Regions from separate parts of the Mus musculus genome. Here all the other regions are linked to region 2. The links are chromatin loops, found by intact Hi-C in ENCODE. Cell type or tissue: heart. All regions are shown on one strand.

Region 1 (8,000 bases), 170 kb before region 2:
AAAATTACTAGAAGAGATTTTAATTACACCAACTTTAAAATAAGTCAGAAAAAAACCACTCAACTCAATAAATACTACAGATAGCAAAGAATGAGAACATACTGCAACGGAGCTAACATCCATCCAATAAATTTTGTGACCAAACTAAACACTATTTCACACAATCAGTCTGTTTAGGAAACAACCTTGAAAGCCTAAAGGGTTTGAGGGAATCCAGAAGTGTGGCAGTGTCCACAGGAAGAGAGGTAGTCACTACTGAGATTCCAGGGAGCTTAACAATTTATACCATGTACATTATCAACTCCAAGGGTCTAGAAGTCAATGAAACTCATTTTCAGGTTCCAGAGATAGGTGGTTATACCAGGCATATCTAAGGCAATTACTTTGAACATGACTTTTACACTTATAATAAAAGGGAGGGTGAATCTGATAATCATCAGATCTGGTCTTGCTATGTTTGTGTATAAGGAGGCTACATGGCAGGCAAGCAATCTGAGTTACACAACCAGTCCTTAAACTACCCCTTATTCCTTTGGAGGAAAATGTTCAGTCTTACTAAATAATTTACCCAGATATCTTGAACTCTGAATCCTATCCAGGATAAGCAGCTAGGATTTACAAACCTGCAACACTCTGCCCAGCTTACCCTGAAGTATTTTTAAACCTCATCTCTGAACTTTTGTTTTGGCAAGCCTTCTTGAAAAAAGTTCAGCTAAATGTTTCAGTTTTCCACTCATCCCAAGATTTCAATTGAAAAGCAAAAAATTAAATTAAAAACAGGGCTGGAGAATTGGCCCAGCAGTTAAGAGTACTTACTGACTTTAGGAAGAGCAGGGTTTGTGCCCCACTACCCACCACATCAGGTAGCTCAAAATTGTACACATGGCCCAAAAAGGGGATCGTGCACACACCTCCAGGAGTTTTTAACCTCAGTACTCAGAAACCAGAGGCAGGAGAATCTCATGAGTTTGAAGCCAGCCAGCCTGGTATACATAATTTGAGTTTACCTCAATATTTGAGGTAAATACAATACAGGCAGAGCTACAACAAAGTCTCTAAAAACAAAAAATTTGAGTTTAAGTATTACACAACTTTCAAGTTTAGAAATAAATCAGAAAGTCGATTTTTAGTACTTTTTCCCCCCAATTATTTCCAATTAAGTAGTCAGGTCAGCAGGATGTGTTGATTCACACCTTAAACCACAGCATTAGGGAGGCAGAGGCAGGCAAACGCCTGGGGTTGAGACTAGCCTGGTCTACAGAGCTAAGTTCCAAGACAGGGACATAGAGTAACTCTACCTCAAATATTGAAAATCACCAGAAGGTGCATCTTACTAAAAACAAAAAAACCAAACCTCTAACAGGAGTAACAATTTCTCAGCTCTTTCAAAATGGTACCCACTTTCATTCAATTGCTTTTTTTCTCCCTTGAGTAATGTGACCCACAGCTAATACTAGGAAAAATTTCCACAGGTATGATGATGCATACCTATTTAGTCCCAAAGCAACAACAAAAAACTATTTGCTTTTAATTCTAAACAGACTAACTTCAACTTCGGAAGGCAGGCTCAACATCGTAAGGTACATGTGGGTGAAATTAGGAGCTCAAACAATACGAACTTACAAGTTGGGATGTAGTTTAGTAGTAGGGGCTTGCCCATCACTGAGACTAGGTCCCATTCTCCATTATCAGAAAAACAACATTCTGTCCCACTCCCCCATCGCTTTCTTTCCTTAGGTAAAAGGCACGCACTGGTTGACACTGAACTTTAAATTGTCTTAGGGACTCATCTCCGTATATAAAAGATTACATCCGTTCAAATTACTCTTTTTGGGTTCAAGTTCACCATGGAAGTCCAAGAATGCTCTCTACCAAACCGTCAAAGGCCTTTTAGAGTTTACTAACCAAAAAAATAAACTGTGAACTAGTGGTTAAGTGTTCCTGTGAACTTTTTGCGAAAATAAAAACGTTAGTACAGGAAGGGCAAAACAGCCATTCTTATGATGCTTGTAAGCCGTTTCCAAACTGCAATTACCTGTTCACTGAGCCCTGGACTTCCGCATCTTCACGTGACAGTTTTTAATCTAAACTCTACAGCCACGCCACATGCGCCTCATTTGTTCAGCTTTGGGGCTGGGTCTAGTCCAGGCCCATTGTATACAATCTAATCAACCTCTACCGATTTTCACCCTCTGGGAGGTGGAAGCTTAAAAATAAAATCCCGTCGACTTCAGAGTTTAATAGCGCCATCAATTGTCGCCAATGGTTTCTCCTTCCCAAGTCCCCCCAGGGGTAGGGAGGCTCTATACAACAACGCCTAACGACCTTGCGTTCTATTCCAGTAAGCTCTCAACAATGGGAGAAACGCTGTAGCACAAAGCCCTCCAACTAACGGGGCCCCCAATCCCCCTCAGCCGTTTCCGTCTCCAGATGCTCCAAGAGCCCCCTACAGCTAGCTGTCCCTTACCGGGACCAGGAGGCCCTCCATCAACCGAAAAGCATCAGTCAGTCCCCATAGGCTCCCGGCCACACGTGGCTTTTCTCCGCTTCACCCTTGGACCCCGGGTGGCGAGGCGGCAAAGCCTGGCTGCAGGGAGCGGCGGCTCCGCCATTTTGTGCCTCTGGCAGCGCGCCCGGCCCGCGAGCCCAAGATGGCTGCGGCGCGGCTTCGCAGGAGAGCAACGGCGAAAGAAGATACCGTTCCCATCCCCCAACGCCGACGGACGCCGCGGCCATCTTTAGCCTCCCCCCGCCCCGTAACGGGGGGAAAGGAAAAAAAAAAAAAACGGTCGTGGCGGGTGCGAGGCACACAGCCCGCCCGCGGCCTCCCTCCGACGAGAAGCGCCGGCCACCAGGCCCTCCGGCGCCCCGGCTCCCTCCGCACGTCAGGCTCCCGACACCCGGCTGCACCGGGCCGAGAGGCCTAGAAGAAGTAGCAGGGTGGGGACCGCGGCCGCCCGCGCAACTCCGCGCTTACCCGCTCGCCGTAGTTCTGCTCGCCGCTGTCGCTCATGACTCCGGGTCGCTGTCACCGCTACGGGCCTTTCCTGAAGCTGTCAAGCTCCCGCCTTCCTTACAGAGGCTCCGCCGCAGCCTAGCGCGACGCCACACTTTTGCGAGGAGCTCGAAGCCGACACGCTCCGCACCACCTCCGCACCGGTCTAACACTGCCGGATGTGACGCCACGCTCTTTAACCTGGTCCCACCCACTCCCCCGAAGGCGCGCTTTCCTGGCCCCTCCCACTTCGACGCGCCTTCCAACCGCTTTCTCCTGCAGGGGCGCTTCCCAAACCGGACGTGACGTCTACCTTACCGCCCTGCCCCTCCCCTCCCCTAGTACCCGGCCACAGCGTGGCGGGAAAGTGTGCGCCTGCCTTTGGGCGTCTGTTGTGGTCTCCTCGGGACACCGTGATGTCCGTAGCCTTGCCACACTCGTTTCTGGAACCTTCTAGAGAACCGTCCTGGGTGGAAGAAGAGAAGAGATGGTTGTACATTCCTCCATGCCTTTGTTCTGTCTCACTAGTTTCCTCTCCTTTTGTTCTCTCATGATCTAGGAGAGAACACAGCCACACACTGGATTCTCACCTCCCGTTTATTTAGACTTAATTCTAGAGCTTTCCTTCCTAAATAAAACCTCCATTTAAAACTCTCGCAATTTAAACCGGGCATTAATGGTGCATGCCTTTAATCCCAGCACTAAAGAGGCAGAGACAAGCAGATCCCTGAGTTTGGGGACAGCTTGGTCTACACGGAGAAACCCTAGCTCAAAGCAAACAAACAAATTGAGGTTTGAGACAAAGCCTCATTGTGTTGCCTGGGTTGACCTTGAACCCACCGTGTATGTTATATAGCCTAGGCTGATGTTAGGAATGTATTAACCCTTCTGGGTCAGCCTCCCAAATCCTGGGATTATAGTTATGAACTATCAATCCTATGGCCTGGTGTGGTAATACACGCCTTTAAGGCGGATCTCTGTGAGTTCCAGGTAAGCCGAATATACAAAGCGAGTTCCAGGACAGTCAGGATTACACAGAGAAACCTGGTCTCATTCCCCACCCTGACTCCCACCTGGGGAAATGGAAAGGAAAGAAAGAAATGGAGAAAGGAAAGCCAGGCAGGGTGGTGCACACTTGTAATCCTTGTAATCGCAGCATGAGAGGTGAGCCCAAGGACAGTTAGCTGTTTAAGGCCAACCTGGGCTACATGAGCGGGCCCCCTTCAAAAAGTGACACAAAACAGAAAATAATTCAAGAGAAACGGGCCTGTAGTAATGGATTTCTGTTTGGGAGAAGCCGCCTGCCCTCTAGCCTCTAAGGATAGCATGAAAGAACACTGAAGATATCTATAGAAAACCATGCCAAATGAGTTCTTGAGATGAATACCATTTTGACAGTCTTCTTGTTTGGTTTGGTTTGGTTTTTTTTTTTTTTTTTTTTTTTTTGGTTTTTCGAGATAGGATTTCTCTGTGTAGCCCTGGCTGTCCTGGAACTCACTCTGTAGACCAGGCTGACCTTGAACTCAGAAATCAACCTGCCTCTGCCTCCCAAGTGCTGAGATTAAAGGCATGCACTACTGCCCAGCGACAGTCACATAGCTTCCGTGAATATTCTGAGCTACAGGATGATCCAACACTCGCAGTTTCAATGAATAAAACAAAAGCTAATTAATGAAAGAACTGTAGTTAATCTGGCCAGCCCAGCTTTACACAGTCACCAACCACGTCATCATTTCAACGTGAGCTCATGTCCACCAGATGGTGTCAAGCCTCAACAAGACCAGACAGCCCTGGGCAGCAGCTCCACATCTGGCCAACATTACTAGTGCCAGCTACTAGTTCCAACAGCACTAGCCAACATCAGCTCCCTAATATTTACTGTCTAAGTTTTCTTCTTCCTGTACTATGGATCGAACCCACAGATTTACCATTCCAGGCAAGCACACCACAACTGTACTGTGACCTCCGTCCCTCAGTTACATACCCTTGCTTTTTTTTGGGGGGGGGGGCTGTCAAGACAGGGTTTCTCTGTATAGCCCTGGCTGTCCTAGAACTCACTTTGTAGACCAGGCTGGCCTCGAACTCAGAAATCCGCCTGCCTCTGCCTCCTGAGTGCTGGGACTAAAGGTGTGCGCCACCACACCCGGCTATACCCTTGCATTTTTAAGCTGCAGATATTCTGGATCACTTATTACTATGGTTTTCCCATTAGAGTTGGGTGTGGTGGCACACCTATAATCCCAGCACTTGAGGAATAGGGGCAGGAGAATCAAGAGTCCAAAATTAGAGCCAGAGGTGGTGGTGCACGTCTTTAATCCCACCATTTGGGAGGCAGGGGCAAGCCAGTTTCTGAGTTGAATGCCAGCCTGATCTACAGAGTGAGTTCAAGGACAGCTCAGGGCTACACAGAGAAACCCTGTCACAGGGTGGGTAGGTGGATGTGGAAGAATAGTTTCCTGGAGGTAATGTCATGGAAATGTTCCTCACTGTTCACAGTTGCCAAATTTTTTCAAATTTTCTTCATGGAAATTTGATGGGGGTGTTGGTATTGTTTTACATTTGTTCTTTCAGGTTGTGTGTGTGTTCAAAAGAGTGCACACATGAATCAGATCCCATTACAGATGGCTGTGAGCCACCATGTGGTTGCTGGGACTTGAACTCAGGACCTCTGGAAGAGCAGTCAGTGCTCTTAACCACTGCGCCATCTCATCATCCCCCAACACCTAGTTTTTGTTTGGTGTTTTTTTCAAGACCAGGTTTCTCTGTGTACCTTTGCCTCCCATGGAACTCACTATGTAGCTCAGGCTGGCCTTGGACTGAGATCTCCCTCTCACGTGCTAGAATTAAAGGCATTTGCCACCAGTGCCAGGCCCACGTGTTCTTTTGAGATAGGGTCTCTCCTGGATTCTGGGGCTTACTGATCAGACTAGCCCGGCTATCCTGCAACTGCAGCACTGACTATAAACCCTATAAACCGTCATCATCCCATATTTTTAATATGGGTTTGTTGTTGATTTTTTTAAGATATTGTATTAGAGGGCACTGGCGAGATGGCTCATTGTTCTTCCAGAGGACCCAGGTTCAGTTCCCAGCACCCACATGGCAGCTTGCAACTGCCTAAAACTCCAGTTCCAGGAGATTAATGGTCTCTTCTGTAATCCACAGATACTGTATGCACATGTGAACATAAAAACAAGCAGACAAAACACTCATGCACAGACAAATATTCAAAAATAAATAAATGAGCATATGTATACAACAACTATTTTGTGGATTTTATCCTTACTGGGACAAAATACCTTGCAAAGACAATATAAGGAAGGAAAGGTAACTGTGTGGTGGCTCAGGTTCAAAGGTATATTCACCATGGTGTGAAAGTCATAGTGGCAGCAACTGAAGAGGCCTGGTCACATTTCCTTGTTACCCAGAAGCTAAGAGATGAATACTTAGGTCATTTTCTCATTTTTATGCAGTCTGGGCCCAAACACTTGGATTAAGAGTTGGCCTTTAAACTCAATGTAGAAAACTTCTCATAGCCTTGCAGACTCTTGACTCATGGTGATTCTAAGTCTTGTGTTGACCAAGGTGTCATTACAATAACTAGCTTCTCTTTTTCCAACTCTAGACTTGCCTCTCAATTGCATAGTAACATATTACAGAATGAGATGGTTAGGGAAACTGCCTTCCCTTGCCAGGATAAGTAGGCAGGAACAGGGAACATCCATTGGAGATTCAGAGGAAGACCAAGAGCTTGATTTGTCTTCTGCTTTGTGTTGTGTTTTATAAAAAAAGAAAGAAAGAATCATAAATATGTTTGGTAGAAGTGCAGGATGGTGAGGTGGAAGGGGCTACCTCTGCTGGGGCACGCCTTCTTCTGAGGTAACAGACACACGATGGGTATAGTATAGAATAGAGTTTATTTAGGACATAAGAAGCGGAGTTGAGGGAATAGAGATAGAGAAAAGCAGAGAGGGAGGGAGGGAGAAAGAGAGAGAGAAGAGAAGAGAAGAGAAGAGAAGAGAAGAGAAGAGAAGAGAAGAGAAGAGAAGAGAAGAGAAGAGAGGAGGGGAATGGGAAGAGAAGGGACAGAAAGGGAAAAGAGTAAGTAAGAGGGTAAGAGAGGAGGGGCAAACAGCTCCTTTTATAGAGAGTCAGGCACACCTGGCTGTTGCCAGGTAACTGTGGGGTGGAGCCTAGAAGGAATGCCAACACTGGATCTACCTTCCTTTCTTTTTGGTGAAGGGGCCTAGCTACCACTTCAGCATCCCTGGATTGGTACAGTGCTTCATTCCTTCCAGCCCTTGGGTACTATCCATCTGTTATACATGCATTGTTTCAACAATGATGTACTGTGAACTTCATATTTGCTGGTACAGCTGGACACTAGGGTACTCTGGGAGGAGGAAACATGGTACCCTCGGGAGCAAACGCTCTAGAGAAGGAGGAAGCAGACAGTAAATGCATAAATACACATACATGCTTGTCACATGTTGGCAATACAGGCTTATGAAGAAAAGAAGCGGAGTATAAGGGGTAAAAAGAGACGCCTCTCATTTATAAACATCTTTTCCTTGAGAATATTAAAGTTCTGTTTCATATTATAACCACAGTTCACTTATGATAACAACATGGCTAAAATTTCAATGCTCGGGAGGTAGAGGCAGGAGGATCTGAAATTCAAAGTCATTTTCAACTACTTACCAAATTCCAGGCCAGCCTGGGATACAAGACCTTGTCTCAAAACAAATTAACTCTTGGACGCTATGGTGCATGCCTCTAATCCCAGCATTCAGGAGGCAAAAGCAGGCTTCTATGAGTTCAAAGCCAGCCACATAGTAAGTTCCATGAGAAAAATTGCAGAATCAGAATGAGTCTAGTAAATGGCAGAAACCAGCTGAACTTTACGAGGGGGAGGGGCCACACAAAGGGTGTGGTCATCCCTTAAGAAGGCCTCAATGTGCAGCTTGGTATTCACGTGGGTCCCTTAGCAAGTAGGGGTGGAGGG
Region 2 (8,000 bases):
ATTTTGTAGGTATATGGTAAAAATACTAAGTACAGTTCCAGGAACAAACTGATCAAAAGTATACTTTCTTCACACACACACACACAATTCTTTATTTAAACCCAAACCGTCTGTCCAAACAGGTGTGTATACCTGAAATGACACAGCATCTCCATGGCAACCTACAAAGATTAGCTGCCATCTACTCAATTTCTAAAATAAAACATCTATAAAAATGAGAGATAAAGGAAATTCAGTTCCACTGCACATATTTAAACATTTCTACCAAAAGGCCAAAAAAAAAGGAAAAGAAACAGAAAAACAAAACACCGTCATTGAAATCTTTCAATGCAAAAATATCCATGAAAAGAAAACTCCCTGTTCTACAATGACCTCAAATCTTCAACAAAATCAGTCAACCACTGGTAAGAGCTGGGCTTGGAACTAAATCAAGAGGGGAGACACTTTTCTAGCGTGGGAGGAATTAGCTAGCAAGTTTAGGTGTTACCTTCCTAAACACTTAATTTTCCAAATAAAAACTCAGGTCAAAATAATGGGGGCATAACAAGTATTTATTCACCTCAGGTCTGAATAACAGACAGGCCTAACTAGCATTTTCTTTTAAGTTGTACACAAACTAGGGAACACTTTTCACAGTAACCATTTCCATCTGACTTGTTTTTCACGCTGTGAGCACCATATCAAATTTTCATAAGTGAGCAGGATACAAGAAAACCCTTCACAGCCAGCACTTGGCCCAAGTAATCAGATATTTTCAAAGTCAAAGGAAAGAGAGTTCGCAACTTCCTAGAAAAACACTTCTGCCAGCTTGCCTTCCTTCCACACAGTGCAAACATCGTTCAGAATGAGGCCTCTCTTGAATGTCACCAACCAGGACCCAAATCTGAGAATCTTTAGTAGACTGTGGAGAAGAAAGAATTCTGTGCTGTATTTTTAAAAATTTTGACTAAGTTGTGGCCTCAGAAATTCTTAAATGTCTGTTGTGGGTTAAGAGAACAACGTGTAGGAAAACCAGAGGATAAAATATTTTTAGAAGCTCATGATGCGCAAAAAAATATCCTTTGAAAAAAATCGGTAAAAAGAAACTTCCCTAAGAGATTCCAAAAGCAGCAGCAAGGATCTTCTAAGCAGCCCTTCGAGTTCAAGAGCTGGAAACGTCGTGTTCAAAGTATCTTTTAAAAGCCTGCAGGGAAGGCTTCGGTTCATCCTGGAGTTTAAACCACTTCCTTTGTGTCGTCGTAGTCGCTCCCCCCCCCCAGCCCCCAAATCCAGGGTGCCCCCAGGAAAACTTTAACTGGGCGCAGCGACCGGATCGAGGCCCCTCCCCGTGGCGCGCAGCGAGCCTGGTTTTATGAATGGGAGATGGAGCCGCGGCCGCCACCGCAGGTAGAGGCTGTAACTGGATCCCTCGCGCCCGGCCCCATTCACAAAACAAGACACACTTCCACCCAATTCCCAGCCTTCCCATTCATGAAAACTCCTTCAGCTGCGCCCCCGCCCCCACTCCCAACGCACGCTTAGCCTCCGACGCAGGCCCCTCACCCCAGCGTTTTAGGAAGAAAGCTCAATGCTTCATTCACAAAAAAAAAAAAAAAAAAGGGAGAAAAAAAAAAAAGCCTCAGAGCTCAGAGCCCAAGAAAGAAACCTGCTTCATTCATAAAGTCACCCACATTCAGAAAACGAGGTGCAGCGCTGGCCGATACCAGCAGCCTCATTTGCTCCTGATCACACATGCCGCCTCCCCTCATCACCCCCTACTTAATCAGTACCCCCTTTGCGGGGGAGACCCCGAATCATTCACGAGGTTCCAGCACACTCTCGGCAGCCTCGGAACCGGTTCTCTCTTCCCCCAGGCCGTGGCTCAGGCGGCCCCAATACCCTCAGCCCTAAGAGGAGGGAGTGGGGGGCTGCGGGCCCGCTGCCCAGTCTCCAACTTGCCAGGCCTGCAGAAGTTCGGGCAGATCCTGCACCCTCAGGCTGCACATGTCGGTGTCATTTAACTCTCGGGGTTCTGAAGCAGAACCCCTGAAACTGCTGCTCGCCTCCCCCCACCCCCCATATTAAGAGTCGCGGAGCGTTTCTTCTCGCGAGCCTCCCAGGGCCCTCGGGGGCCCACAACTTCGCGCCCCGCACCCCGTTCTTGCACCCCGCTTCTGTAGCCTGAGCCGGGCACCCCGCTCCCTGCACCCGCTCCAGCACCCCGGGTGCCTCCTCCGCGGCGTGCGGAAACCCGTTCTCCGCTCGCTCCGGAACCGCTAGCCGCCCCCGCCCGAAGCCTCCCAGGAACCGAACCGAACCGGGCCTCGGGGGGAGGGGGCGGCTAGCTCCGGGAGTCACCCCAAGCACGCCCAACTGAGGACCCAGAACCAGTCCGCACCTGAGCGGCCACTCCGCGCGCCCGCCTGCGCGCCTCCGTGGCGGGCTGGGCCGCAGCGATCGGGGATGAAGACCGCTCTGCGCGCCGGCCTCCGGACTCTGCGCCGCCCTGCAACCCGCTGCAGCACTGGCCCGGCCCCCGCCGGCTCCGCCCGCCGCCATTGGCCCGCAGCCCAGAGCACACACGTCCCCATTGGTCGGCGGCCATCCCCGCGGCTGCCCATCACCTCTTGTTTACCCTGTCTTCAGGCAAATCCAGCTGGGCCGCCCCATCATCTGCGGCGCCCATTGGCTAACGGTCGGCCTCCCTCAACGCCCTCAGAGGTCTGTTTTACATAATTTATGCGCTGGGCGCCATTGACCAATCAGCACCGGCTTGTTTATATAATGAATGTAAGGACGTTTTTCATTCATAAAAAACGCGACCTGAGGGGGAAGCTTAGCTGAGTCAGTGAAGCTCTTAAAGGGGCCACTCGCGAAGTTCCCCCTGGCCTCGGCCTGCACCGCTCCTCCCGCCACCCCCGCGCGGGGCCGCTTGGCGCCAGGCGTTCGCAGCTGCAGCAGCGAGCTAAGTTATCATTTTAGAACTCAGGCGAGAGGAATTCGTCATTCCACACACAGAAACTCGCTGACCCTGCCTGGGCGTTCGGCCCATAGAAACACAAAAAACGGAAACCGAGCCCTCTAATCTTAGCTACCTTGAAGAGAAGCCTTAATTTTTTTTTTAAACCAGGTTTCCAGTGGGAAAAAAAAGTAGTTACCTTCCTTTAAAAACCTGAGCTTTTCCAGATCTTAGTGATGTACCCATGTTGCCAAAGCCTAAGGCCCGACCCGATCGCGTCTTCTCGGGCTAATAATTGCCTCTGAGCTCTACAGGCAAGAGGCTACAGCCAGAAACCCGGTTCGTGGATCGCACCGGGCCGGTAGAGGGCCTTGGAAGCACAAATCCCTTTGAAACGTGCGTGCAGTTAGACCGCTTGCTTCTCTCCCGGGCTGCTTGTTTTCCATTTAAGTGTTGAATGCAAGATGGTGTGTTTGCGAATTAGATCCCGTGCAGCTGGGAACCGGGAGAAGCAGTGTTGCTTGCCAAAGGATCGGGCATTGACTGCAGTTGTTGAGATTCTTAACAGGGTGTTCCAGGAAACAAATAAAACAATCCTCTGCCCCTTCCAACTCCTCGTCCTGCTCCTGCCACCGACAATGGCCGTTCTCTTCTTTTCCCAAGGACGCTAGGGTGCTTGTGAACGAGTTCTGTTCTCTACTAACCGGGCAGCAAGGTGTCAGCGTTTGGAGAGTTGAGCCTCAGCAAAGCGGGTCCCAAGTTGTTACCCTAAGGGTGCCCAGTGCCCCACAGTGAAACACGTGGTGTGGATTTCTAGTCCGCGGCCTTTCCCCCCTAAGCTTGTGGATCAGAGCTGGTACTTGGTGTGTTGATTACAGTCCTTGACCAGTTTGAATGCTGGGATGAGACCTGCACCCAGGTTCAGTGGGCTGAGTTATCGGTTTTGCCGGAGACTGGGAAGGGCACCAGTTGAAGTGTGGGCAGGTGCTTTGAACTTTTAACGAGCAGTTCCTTGATATTTAATTTCCTGCCTGAGCACAGTGCTTCCCTTAGCTCCTATTCTAGTTGGTGGCTATAGAGTTTGTCCTCTTGTACCCGTGTTCCCAGCTTGTTTCTGACGTCCTGAAGGCTTTCAATTCAGCAAGGCCCACACTAGTTCCAGATCCTCTCTCACCGGCTTGGTCCCATCACCGCCATCCCTCCCTGTTCTCATCCCAGGCCAACCTCCTGCCTGGTTGAAATTTCTTCAAGAATTTCCTACTCCCCTTTGCTTAATTGTCTCAGATCCCAGTCCTCTAAAAGTTCTGTGGCTTGCTGTATCAGCTCCAGTGCAGGCCTCTTCACAGTGGTTCCTTCACATTCCTTACACTCCACGCCTGGAGTGTGGCTGTTGTGACCTTTGCCTCAGACCGAAGCTCTCCATTCCTCCTTGAGAAGAGAAATTTGAAAGTGTGTAGCAATAAACAGGGGCTAACTGGAATGAGGGAAAGTATTGTGTGTCATACTTGATTTATGTATTTGTTACTCTTTGAGACAGGACCTTGATACGCAGCCGGTTTGGCCTGGAACTCACTATGTAACCCAAACTCACCTCCAGCTAGTTGTCTATTCTTCCCCTCCTCCTAGGTGTTGAGAAGGCAGTCATGTGCCCAGGAGTCCTGGGTAGTTATGGTAGTTTGGGAAGATCATTGAGAACTTGCCTAGAAGGCACAAAGTCCTGGGTTATAGACCCAGCACCACAGAAAAGAGAGAAGTTGATAGCCACAGTATCATATGTGGGGAATTATGCTTCATTAAAGCTATTGGTAACTAATAACTTAGTCATCCAGCAAACATTTAGGATGTACCAGATATTCAGCCAGATCCTGTGCTGGGCTATAAATAAATAAATAATAAATAAATAACATAGAGATGAATGATCTCCAGGGGTTGCCTTGGGCAGCCCGTAGTCACACAGCCCTCCACAGTCTAGCTATGTCCCCACAGTGAGGCAGTGAGAAGACATTCATCACTATTAATATCTCCATTCTACAAATGAGAAACTGAGGTGCGACAGGAGTCCCACCCAGCAAGGACATCCGAACAGAGTCCAGAGGCCAAAATGGCTTCCACTCCTCTCTTGCTTCTCTATCCCCATTCACATCCCACTGTCTTTCTCTTGTTATCTCTGCCAGATAGGAGAGTTAAGGGTAATACGAGAAGTTTCTAGTCTAATGCGCTGGATCTCCGCTCCTAAGAACATATTTACATAGGGGATTTGTAGAACAAGTGCTCTAATTATCATTCCTTCCCCTCCAGGAGAGAAACAGTTTTGGAAAAGGAAACAAAAAGAGGCCCACCCCCTGGGACATTCTTCTTGTGTCAATCTAGCCTTTGTCCTTGGGCAGTAGCAAAACTCGGTCACAATGAGAAACTAGACGCCTGTTCTTCACCAAGTTCAGTTTGCAGCGTCAGTTAGAGGAGGCAATGAGGGCGAGGGGAAGGGAGGAAAGGAGGCCCCAAGCCTGGCTGCTTGCCTCCTTTTACAGGTCTGCTTTCTACATGGCCCCTACAAAATGCCAAAGCAAGCTAGAGTGTAAGGCCCACAACCCACCTTTAAGCTGGTATCCAAACTGATGGACGTGCTCCGGTTGTCCCTATATCGCCTTGTGCCTCCTGTTTCACTATGGCAAGTGTGGCCCTGGGGTGCGGGGACATAACCAAGGATGTGAAGACAAACACTAAATGGGACAGAGATGTTTTCTTCAAGGGAAAGGTCAAGAATTCAGTCTTATTTTCTAAGATTTAGGAAGAAGTGCCCTGAGGCCTGAAAGAAAAAAAGAAAATATTCCACCGTCTGTGTCTCTTTAAACAAATCGGTGTCCTGTTGCTCCTTCCAGCCAGGGGATAGTGAGGTCCCACCGTTACTAGAAACTTCCTCTGTTCAGTTCCACATAAACAGCATTATTTCAGCCTGTAACCCTCTGCGCATGCACCATAACGATCACCTCTATAGGTGAAGAAACTGAGGCACGGAGATATCACAGAGCGGGAGAGGGTTATGGTCCAAGTGCCATGTGTCTTAACAAGGGTCTCAGCTAGTGGTTCTATTTTGAGGGCAGCAAAATGTTTAGGAGGTGGTAGAATTGGGTCCTGGGGGACAGACTTTTAAAGGTTGCAGAGCAGACCCTGGCTTCAGAGCATCCTTGCCACTTCTCGGTAAGAAGTTCCTCCTCAGCCATGGTCAGAGCTGCCCTTCCTGCTCAGCCAGACCAGAACTCACTAAGCCAAAGGCCAAAATAAATCTTCCCTGCGTTCAATTGTTTCAGTTGAGGTAATCTGGTCACAGTGACTCCAAAATTAACTAATACAGAGAGTGTATCACACAGGGTTTCCCCAGAGCCTGCTATTTAATCACAAGGCTGGGCAGCCCAGTCCGTTAGAAGCTGTACGATTGAACACAAAAAGCCTGCTTTGGAAGAGCCAGACTCTATTTGGAGACTTTGCCTAAATTAACTCGCTTGATCCTTCTATCAACCCTATGATCTGTATCCCATCAGGCTCCTGTTTGCTAGATGTGGTAAGTAAGGCACAAAGGTTGGGAAATTTTTTTTCAAGGGCATGTAACTAGTAAGAGAGAGACTCGTGAGCTGAATGTAGGAATGTAGATCTTAAACAAGGCCTTGCTCTCTGGCACTCTCCTGCATTAGTTCCCATCTGAGGTTCCAACTCTTCGTGTGCCGCTCTCACAAGAGTAGTTCCCAGGAAACTTGCTCCAGAAATCCCACCTAGGCTTCGTTGGCATTATCCTGGGCCAGCAAGGATACACCTTCATGAAACCCACATCAGAAAAAGAAATTGTATTTCCTGAGCATCTTCCATGTCTTAGACACTCCACATGCAGTGCCTCACTCAGTGTCCCCAACCCCTCTCACAAGCAGCACTAAAACACAATTTGCTGCTGGAAAACTAAGATTCAGTGATGTCTTCTAGTCTCTACACATGCACACACACGTGTACACACACATGCACACACAATTGTACCCACACTGGAACACGCACACATGCATGTCTGTGATGTCTCATGTGAAGCAGCATGCCAGCTGGAATGCACTGTTCCTGATGCTATGCTATGACTGGAAGGCTGGGAGGAGCCCATATCCCTCTCCTGGCTTTATTTCCTGACATAGTCTCCCTCCTGTCCTCTGCTAAAACTCCAGTCTAGATGTTACCAAACAATCGCTCTCAGGGAAATCTGAAGGAACATGAGAAATTAAGACTTCTGATAGGGGGAGGATGTCTTCCTTAAGCCCCACCCCTCTACCAATACATACATACATACATACCCACACACATACATACATAAAAACATAAATGGCTTCACATTGCCTTTCATAACCAGGTCCCACTCTGAAACAGCTCTGGCAGATCAGTAATTCCATGAGTTTCTTTTGAGCCCATCCCCCACCTCTAGCTACAGACATGACTGCTTGTGGAACCAGTCACATGCCAAGCTCCCTCCCCACCCCCCCCTCTCTCAAGCTTGCTCCTTCTCCCTCCTTCCTCCCCCCTTTCTCTCACGCTAGCTCCTTTTCCCTCCTTCCTCCCCCTCTCCCCCCAGTAGAATTGCCTGCCCCACATGAGAGACCCTCGGGCTACGGGGCTTTGAAGGGAACCTGTGTCTGCTCTGTTTCGCTGCTTCTTCTCCACCTCCTCTGACAACCAGAACTTGTAGTTAAAAGCGGGAAGTCTGCAGTCCCTTGGTGCCTTATGTTCATCTTAGTCTTTTTCCTCTGATCTGGCAGCCTAGAAACCCCAAACCAAGCCAGGCATGGTAGCTCATGCTTGCAACCCCCGGCCCTTTGCCAGCCTTTTGGAAACCTTCAAAACAAACGAGTTTGAAGTGGGCGTGGAGAAGGGCTCCGTGGGTTCAGAGCAAGGCCTGATGTGCCTGCCCCAGTGATTCTGTAGAGGAACTTGATGTGTGGACTCGGCAGATTCTATTTTGACTGACTAGAGTCTGCTTTTTGCTTCCTTTTATGCCCTTGGTGGTGAGTTTCATATGAGCAGAAGTTGGGCCTTG
Region 3 (8,000 bases), 370 kb after region 2:
GTATTCAATTCTCTCTGACAGCCAACATTTGAAACTAGGGGTCCACAGGTCCGTCCGTGGGAGACATACACGCTTACAATTCTTTCTTAAAACAGCACATGTAAATTTCCTTTGTGGGGCCCGTACCCCCATTTCTGAAGCCTACAGTGTCCCATGTGCTTTTAGCCTCACGTAGTTCGTTATGATTTGCCTTACTCTTGTAACAGGACGGTCGAATATAGCAAATGCAAATAAGGGTGATGTCACAGTATCAGACACTGATCATTTCTAGCATGCCCCATACGGCACTTAGGTCACATTTATATTTATATCCCAGTATTTGGTCTTTATTAATACTGTTTCTGTATTTAATCTGGCGGTTCTCCCCTTGACATTACATGTTGAGGAAGTAGACTCCATATTTGGGAAGTACTCAGTCTTATCTCAGAAGAATGCTTGAGATAGAAGAAAGCTAACAAGGTTTTAGGATAGCTCTGCCTTTGCTTTCCTGAGATGCTGTTTCAGAGAAAACAATTAAAGGTAGGTGGAGTAAATTCAGGATAATCACTTCGCTGTCGGAGTGAGGTTGATGGCAGCCCTTGACTCTGACAGCAGCGAGAAAGAGCCCTACCCAGAAGGACTGAGGTTTATGAATAGAGGATAGAATTGGCTTTTTGGCCTTTAGTATCAAATGCCTGTAAAATCCCTTTTAAGCAGAGTTAAGAAGTGCACCTGTGGCTTGAAGAGCAATGACCGCCTCTCTGAATCAGGGCATTAACTGACAAATCTGTTGTTTTATGTTTGCCTCCCTCAGACTGTGTGTAGCCGTCCCGACAGCGCTCTCCTGGATTGCTGTCAGCGTTTTCTGATGGCTCGGAACACATTGTGATGAATGCCCAAGGAACAAAGCAATGGTTGCTATGGATGAGGAGGCCGTCAATAAGTGTGCTACCACAGCCTCAGTTTCCCCAGTGGAATGTGACTGGTAAGATCTCTGAGGTCATTGCCAGAGACAGCTCTTCTAAAAACCATGTCAGTAACATTGGGTATTGGCCAATGTTTTCAGTGTCCTTTCTGGCCCAATGTGTTCAGTGGTGAGCAGTTGGTGTGGGGCTCTTATATGGGAGATGAGGTGAGTTAGCTTCTTGGCAGAGCGGCAAGGTCCAGAACTGACAGTCCAGTCAACTACGGGGCTGGGGCCCTCAGCAGCTGTGTGCAGTGTCCCATCCTTTCCCCTCAGTGTGCATCTGCCTTACATTTCTCAAAGTCCTACTGGCTACATGAGAAGATTATAGATATGTAGTATGCATTGGCATTTAATGTGTCATTTGGGGGAAAGACCCTAGAAGACATGAGCTTTGTCATCTCTTTAAAAGGCAGGTAATTTGAGCATCTCCCTGAAATCTCAAATACCCTCTAGCACTCTAGGGATGGATGCTGTGTCTGCACCAGGACTCAGTGAGCCTCAAGACTGTCCAACTTCCTTTCAAATACCGCAGTGAGTTCTTTTACTGCAAACCCACAACATCTGGATCTTAATTGAGGGACATTAGGCCGTGGCTTGGCTACTCACAAGTAACAGGCCTGGTTTTATTGCTTGTTGTCCATAAGGATCCTCTTTCTGGAGAGAAGCTGAAGTGGGAGCCTACACCCCCACATTTTACATTGGTTGGGGTCCTTCCCTCACTCACACTGCACTCAGACCTCCAGCTACTGAGCTGAATGAATGAGCTGGAAATTAAACAGTGGCTTCTGAAACCGAAATGTCTTCAACAAAGCTCTACTGCTATTGGCCACATGGTGGATGCGATCCATTTTAAAAATGTTTTCTTACGTCTCAGTTTTCTTAATTGTAACGTGTAGACAGACTACTATTCTTAAAGGGTGGGGTGAGAAGAAACAGATCATTAGTATAGGTGCGCTCCGTAAAGGGCAGCTCCGATTTTTGGTGTTGTTGAGTTAATGCAAAACACAAACAGAAAGAGCCTCTATGTGGAAGTGAGATTTCCTAACCTTCTATGCAGTCTTACTTGAATGCACTTTCTTATCTGAAAGATGAACTGCTCCGTGTAAATGCCCACTGTGGAGGGAGCCCAATTGCTGGTCCCTAAAAGCAATTAAGAAGAGGCACAATAGTCAACGATGGGATGCATTCCAATGCTTTTATTTACGTTGTCTATTTGGACCACAAGCCAGACAGCAGAGTTCAGCCCTCAAGTTCAGCCCTCAGGGAGAACTCTATGGTCCCACTCCAGGCCATCACTCCACAATGCGGCGGAACGACTGGATAGCGGGGGATGCCGCACCCCAATCGACGGGCTTCCGGTACTCCTTCTTATCCAGAAGATACTGTCTGCCACGGTAGTTGGGTAGCTCATAGAAAATCCAGGTGCCTTCTACCACCTTACAGGAATGAATCTCTCGCAGGTGAAACTGCTCCATGATAGAAGGACAGTCTTCCGTGGTTTCGTACATCTGACCGTTGAAGTCGCCCTTTTCAAAGACCTGAATCTTAGCCTGGCCTCCGCTAGACTGAAAGCAACAACAAGACCAACAAAAAGAAATGAACAGCCATTGTTACAGAAATCATTAGCATGTCAGGAACTCGGGGACAGCTTGGTGCACAGCCTCTCATCCTTAAGGGAGGGTCATCAGAACTCTGGTTGCCACCATGAAATACCAAAAGGGTGGACTAGCACAATTGCGATAAACATCTATGAGGGAGAGAGAGTCCTTGAACAACTAGTATTTACTCTCTACTTGATCTCAGCCACGAGGCTGAGAAGTAATGCCATTTAGTCTACTGATGAAGTAAACTAAGATTCTTATTTCATTCAACGAAGAAGAGGTAGGAAGACTTAGGAAAGGGCTGTGGGGAGACGGGAGTGGATGGAGAGATAGCTCAACAGTTAAGTACATGCAGCTCTACCAACAGACCGAGTTCAGTTCCCAAAAGCTCCATCCAGCAGCCCATATCTAATCTGCCTGTTAACTCCAGCTCTAGAGGAGCCAACACCCTTCCCCAGCCTCTGAGGGTACCTGCATGCAAATGTGTGCGAACACACACACACACACACACACACACACACACACACACACACACACTCATAAAAACAAAATCTTAGCCAGGCGTGGTAGCACACGCCTTTAATTCCAGCACTTGGGAGGCAGAGGCAGGCGGATTTCTGAGTTCAAGGCCAGCCTGATCTACAAAGTGAGTTCTAGGACAGCCAGTGCTACACAGAGAAACCCTGTCTCGAAAAAACAAAACAAGAAAACAAACAAACAACAACAACAACCAAAACAAAAAAACGAAAGGAAGGAAAGATGCGGGGTCGTGGCCACATAGCAAGCTTCCAGACTCACCAGATGAACAGCTCGGCAAGAGCCCAGGCGGTCATTAAGGCCCATCCAACGCTGGTATTCAGGGTACTCGCCCTGGGGTAAGATGTACATGTGCCCGGAGAAGTTGGGCCTTTCATACACAGCCCAGGTGCCTCCCTCTACTCTAATGGAGTTGCAGCGACTTAGGTACGAGCGGAAGTCTGCGCAGTCGCAGTCGCAGTCATAGCGGCGGCCTTGAAAATTTCGGTCTTCGTAGAAACTAATCTGCACACAGAGCACTGAGTGAGCTGAGGAGCTGGGCGGCTTTGCACACAGATAAAAGCGACAAGCACACTGTCGAATTAGATTGGCTTTCCTTCTACTGTGAAGAAAAGCACACAGTTCTACTTTACCTCACATTTGGCTTCTGGCAATCTTATCAACAAATGGGACAAGAACTTTCTTAAAATGGAACAGAATAAAAGAATGTCCTGATAGAAGCCAGTAGTTTTGGACCAAGTGGCATATTTAAAGTTCCCATAGCCCTCTACTTACCACAGTATATTATAAATGTCTGCTTATGCGCCGGACCCGCCCGCCCACCAGACTCCTCTTAGATTCTCCCAAGGGTAAAGACTTGGACCCAAGGGTAAAGACTACAGATCACCTGGACCCAGAAACAGCCAACAACGCCTCAACAAATGCGCCGTGAAGATGACCACGTCATGAATGGGCACAGGTACAGACGAAAACACATCATGACTGCAATTCGGAGAGATTGAGGCAAAAGTATTCTTTGCTTCGAAGTCTTACCAGTTTCTACCACAGGACCTGGAGTGTCTTGTGGCACTGGGAACAAGTTGCCACGGAGAGCCAGACATAAGCCCGTGCTCTTGAACTACTCCTGCTGAATCAGCCCGGCTATCCTGGGGATCCAGGATATCCAGTAAGGCATTCCTGGGGACGTCGGTTTCCCACTGGTCCAAAAGCATGACCCAAATACACTCACTGTAAATGTATAGTAATTCAAACCAGAGCTCAGAATGCTTTCTAGTTGAAATCGGGGACACCTGATAGGAACACTGGGGGTTCATAAATCGTTTCTGAATATCACTGTGAAATAAAAAAAAAAATAGGTCCCCCCCCCCCCCCGTTGATCAGTAATGCCTCAATCAGAAAAATACTAATTATTAGGAAAGGGAGAAGTGTTAATTTCTTGGCGTTATGCTGCCACCTTGTGGCTGATTTGATTTATCGGCTTGGCAGAAAAGCGTCGTCGTAAAGGTGCAGAGGCAGGTAGTCCTCGATTTTTTTGGTGAGCTTAGCAGGGTAAGTAGCTTTCCAGAAGCAAAGAGCACAAGACGATAAAGATGCATAAAATACGTGAGGCACACAGCCTACCATAGGAACTAGGGAATAGTGAGCGTCTGGGGTTCCCTCGTGCCTGTAAACGCCAAGAGCAAGAGGATAACGCAGGGAGCTGCAATGGGAGAGCACTCTCAAGGAGCCCAGGGGGTGGTGACTCATTAGATGGAGAGAATGCACAGATTCCCAAAGGGCACACGATCCTTTCTTCAGTCCTGGGTGACTCTTCAGCAGGTGGCACACCCAGAGTTGTTTCATTCTGCCTTAATCCTTCCGGTTCCCTTCCTGTCCCGATTCTCTCACCTCTATTTCCTGTTCCCTAAAAAAACCAAACAAAACCACACACACACACACACACACACTCATTTCATTTCCTCTCTTCAATTTTGTTTTTCTGCTCCCTCGCTCAGTTTAGCACAGGTGAGTTAGAGGTATATGATACCTGTTTACAGATGAGAGGGAAAAAATTCCAGCACCGCTTACTAGCTATGTGACTTTGAACAGAGCATCGAGCCTTCCAAATCTGCAAAACAAAGTAACAGTGCCTTTCTACAGAGGGTGGCCTGAGGGTAAAATAGTAGTCAAGTATAATACTTGACTCAAAATTGCCAATGAAGAAGGGGCTTACCCAGCTGGAGGAGCTACAGGCAATTAAATGGATCCTGGGAAAGGGAGAGTCATATTTCTGGGTGGAGAAGACATTGGTTCTCATCATTCCTAATGCTCTGAAGATTTGATACAGTTCCTCATGTTGTGGTGACCTTCATCCTTTAAATCATCTTGTTGCTAACTTTGTAACTGTAACTGTGCTACTGTTATGAATCGGAATGCAAATAGTTGATATACATGGTATCTGTGATCACCACAGGTTGAGAACCACCCCTCCAAGCTGTCTTGCTCAAGTAAATAACTCACAGCCATGCTCAGGCAAGAAACCCTAATGACATGCAATGGGGCACACACACACACAGACAGACAGACAGACAGACAGACACACACACACACACACACACACACACACCTTAGCACACCCTACACAAAGCTAGGAAGCGGGATACAGGAAAGAGGCTTGCTGGGCGTGGAAGAGGAATGGGAGAATGGGAGATGAATGTGACCAAAGTACATTTTACCCATGTGCAAAACTGTGAAACACATTTGAAAAACCATTTAAAATACATCTGGTTTAGTCTGTATGTTAAGTGTTTTCAGGGCTGTTTGGTACTGGGTAACCAACTGGCGTGCTCTTCTCTGGGGCAGCCTGTTTCTTCTGCTCTCCGAATTCCTTAGTTGCCTGTAATTCTTTGGTTAGGGCTGAGGTCCCCTGAGCTCTCCTCCTTTCACCTTAGCATGTCTGTTAATGTTGTCCTTGTGCAGGTCATATTTAGGCAGCCAAGGATTAATACTTTAAAGAGCAAGCTGTTCTCATTGTTACGGACAGAGATAATTTCCAAAGGCCACTACCTATTCAAGGATAGCTATAGCCTGTAGAGTGTCGAGTTTATGTGGGCCATTTTCTCTTTCTTCCATCTTCCCACCCACATGATGTGACTTAACAAGGCAGCATTTGCTCTCTGAACACTTGGTGGGACTGGCCCTGCACTCATGAGCCTTTGTATTGTGACTGATGAAGGGATCTTCAAGAAAATCCAGTAACTTCTCCAAGAACGGACAGGTTCTACAGGACTTCATCTCTATGCTGAATTGACTTTTGAGCCAAAAATGATTTTGTGAGAGCTAAAGAAAATATGGGATGTGTTTTAGTTCATTGATTCCCAACATTTATGCCTCATCTGCACATTTGCCTTATACCAATGTCCGGGACATGAAATATGCACAGGGCCACCATGTTGGATACCTTCCCAGGCTAGCCAGCCATTCCATGTCAAACCAAGTGTGCATTTGTTCTTAATGGAGTCGTTTCTGGGCTCCAGCCCAAACTCTCTGTTCAGCGGATGAAGGCTGCTCCATCTATGCACAATTCCTACTTATAAAAGAAATGTGGAAGCCATCCAGTCTATATCCATCCATTCTATAGCCAATGGAGAGATTGTGGTCTTTTCACATAAAATTTGGAAGAGAAAAAAAATCAACATCAAATGCTGGTTTTCCTAGAAATCACTATAAAATCCCTGTCACATTTAGTTTTGAAAAATAGCCTACCAACCCAAGCAGAAAGAAAAATATCTCGATTATCTCAGTGGTTAATGAAAATATGCCTAACAAAACCTGTTGTTCTTGCTGAGCCCATGGTGCCGCTGATCAATCCAGTGACAAGATGGTGAGAACAGAAGGGTAGAGAGAAAGAACGGGTATTTATTTACATGATGTCTATGCATCAGCCTTCCCTCAAGGCTCTTCAGACTTTTCAGTAGGACCAAGTGATGTATATTACAGCACTGGACATCTGTCTGTCTGGATGTGTGCTGTATCTGTCAACTGAGGAAAAAGTGCTCAGGCACAGAACCTTAGGTTAACAGCCACCTCCTAACCCCATGCACTGGAAAGCATACAGTATCACCTGCATAACTTCTTGCTAGCCACAGTCTAAAGATGAGGAAACCGTAAGATGAATCTAGATGGGGTTTCTTCAACCCACCTGGCCTGAGCTTTGTAAAGTGTCCATGTCTCAGGAACAACAAAAGCTGAAGACTCTGTGGTACAGGCTCAGGAGAGGGAAAGACCCGGAGCAAAGACAAATAATCAACTAACTGCATGTACCATGTGACCGTACATGCTCTATCACCCACACCATGTGACCGTACGTGCTCTATCACCCACACCATGTGACCGTACGTGCTCTATCACCCACACTTCTGGGGTCAACTGGAGAGGCGAAGTATGATCTGGATGTCGGGGATCTGTTTATTCAAGGGGGGGGGGAACTTTGTCTTTAGGAGATACGTATTTAAATATCTGTCATCAATGCAATGAAGTCAGCTACTTTTCAAATGGTACAATGGAGATTCACCAAATGTTAACAATTGGATTCACTGCATATTTCTCTTAAGTCTTCCAAGATTAGTAAATCTAAAAGCAAAGAGTTGGCGGGGCCCAGTGGGGGGATCAGGCACTGCACAGTGCCTCGGCCCTCCAGAGTTATTGACTACTACAGAAGCAAACCCCCTGAGCAATCACCTTCCGACAAGCAGTTGGGTCAAACGTTGGTGAAGATTCTGCCTAGAAACAAGAACCACTTGAATGCAGAAGTGCTGTAAGATTTAGTTCACTGGCCTGGCCTCTCCGCTGGCCTTTTGGAACAGTAGCATGTGAGGCTAAATTACCGAGAAAAGAATGCTGACTACTGATGTTTTCTACTGTAGTCTTTGCCATGT

Evidence for each region. Hi-C counts contacts between places; a loop is a spot of excess contacts. Peaks named below come from ENCODE experiments on the same cell type or tissue, not always from the same donor. Only the 100,000 strongest peaks of a DNase experiment are listed, where the experiment ranks them.
Region 1: it touches region 2 in a loop (7-fold over the local background); 4 of 42 quality-filtered maps call a loop at or near these places.
Region 3: it touches region 2 in a loop (4-fold over the local background); 2 of 42 quality-filtered maps call a loop at or near these places.

What each region holds. Positions count from the first base shown.
Region 1 is chr16:22,262,764-22,270,763 of GRCm38, forward strand. It overlaps Tra2b (transformer 2 beta), which reads right to left and starts at 3,242. Exons shown (of 9, transcript NM_009186.5): 1 at 2,978-3,242. The coding sequence starts at 3,013. In heart, a CTCF peak has its summit at 3,254; DNase peaks (open chromatin) are centred at 2,618 and 3,258; H3K4me3 peaks cover 3,978 bases; H3K27ac peaks cover 3,132 bases.
Region 2 is chr16:22,437,140-22,445,139 of GRCm38, forward strand. It overlaps Etv5 (ets variant 5), which reads right to left and starts at 2,431. Exons shown (of 13, transcript NM_023794.2): 1 at 2,378-2,431. In heart, a CTCF peak has its summit at 3,283; DNase peaks (open chromatin) are centred at 1,392, 1,832, 2,662, 7,882 and 1 weaker place; H3K4me3 peaks cover 3,278 bases; H3K27ac peaks cover 3,719 bases.
Region 3 is chr16:22,803,081-22,811,080 of GRCm38, forward strand. Crygs (crystallin, gamma S) reads right to left here. Exons shown (of 3, transcript NM_009967.2): 2 at 3,346-3,588; 3 at 2,123-2,511. The coding sequence ends at 2,239. It overlaps Gm30416 (a long non-coding RNA gene), which reads left to right. Exons shown (of 4, transcript XR_875953.3): 3 at 794-964. Among named protein-coding and RNA genes, the nearest start is that of Crygs, 4.3 kb to the right of the region's middle. In heart, a CTCF peak has its summit at 4,557 (motif pointing left); no DNase peak of the experiment used is centred here; H3K27me3 peaks cover 1,062 bases.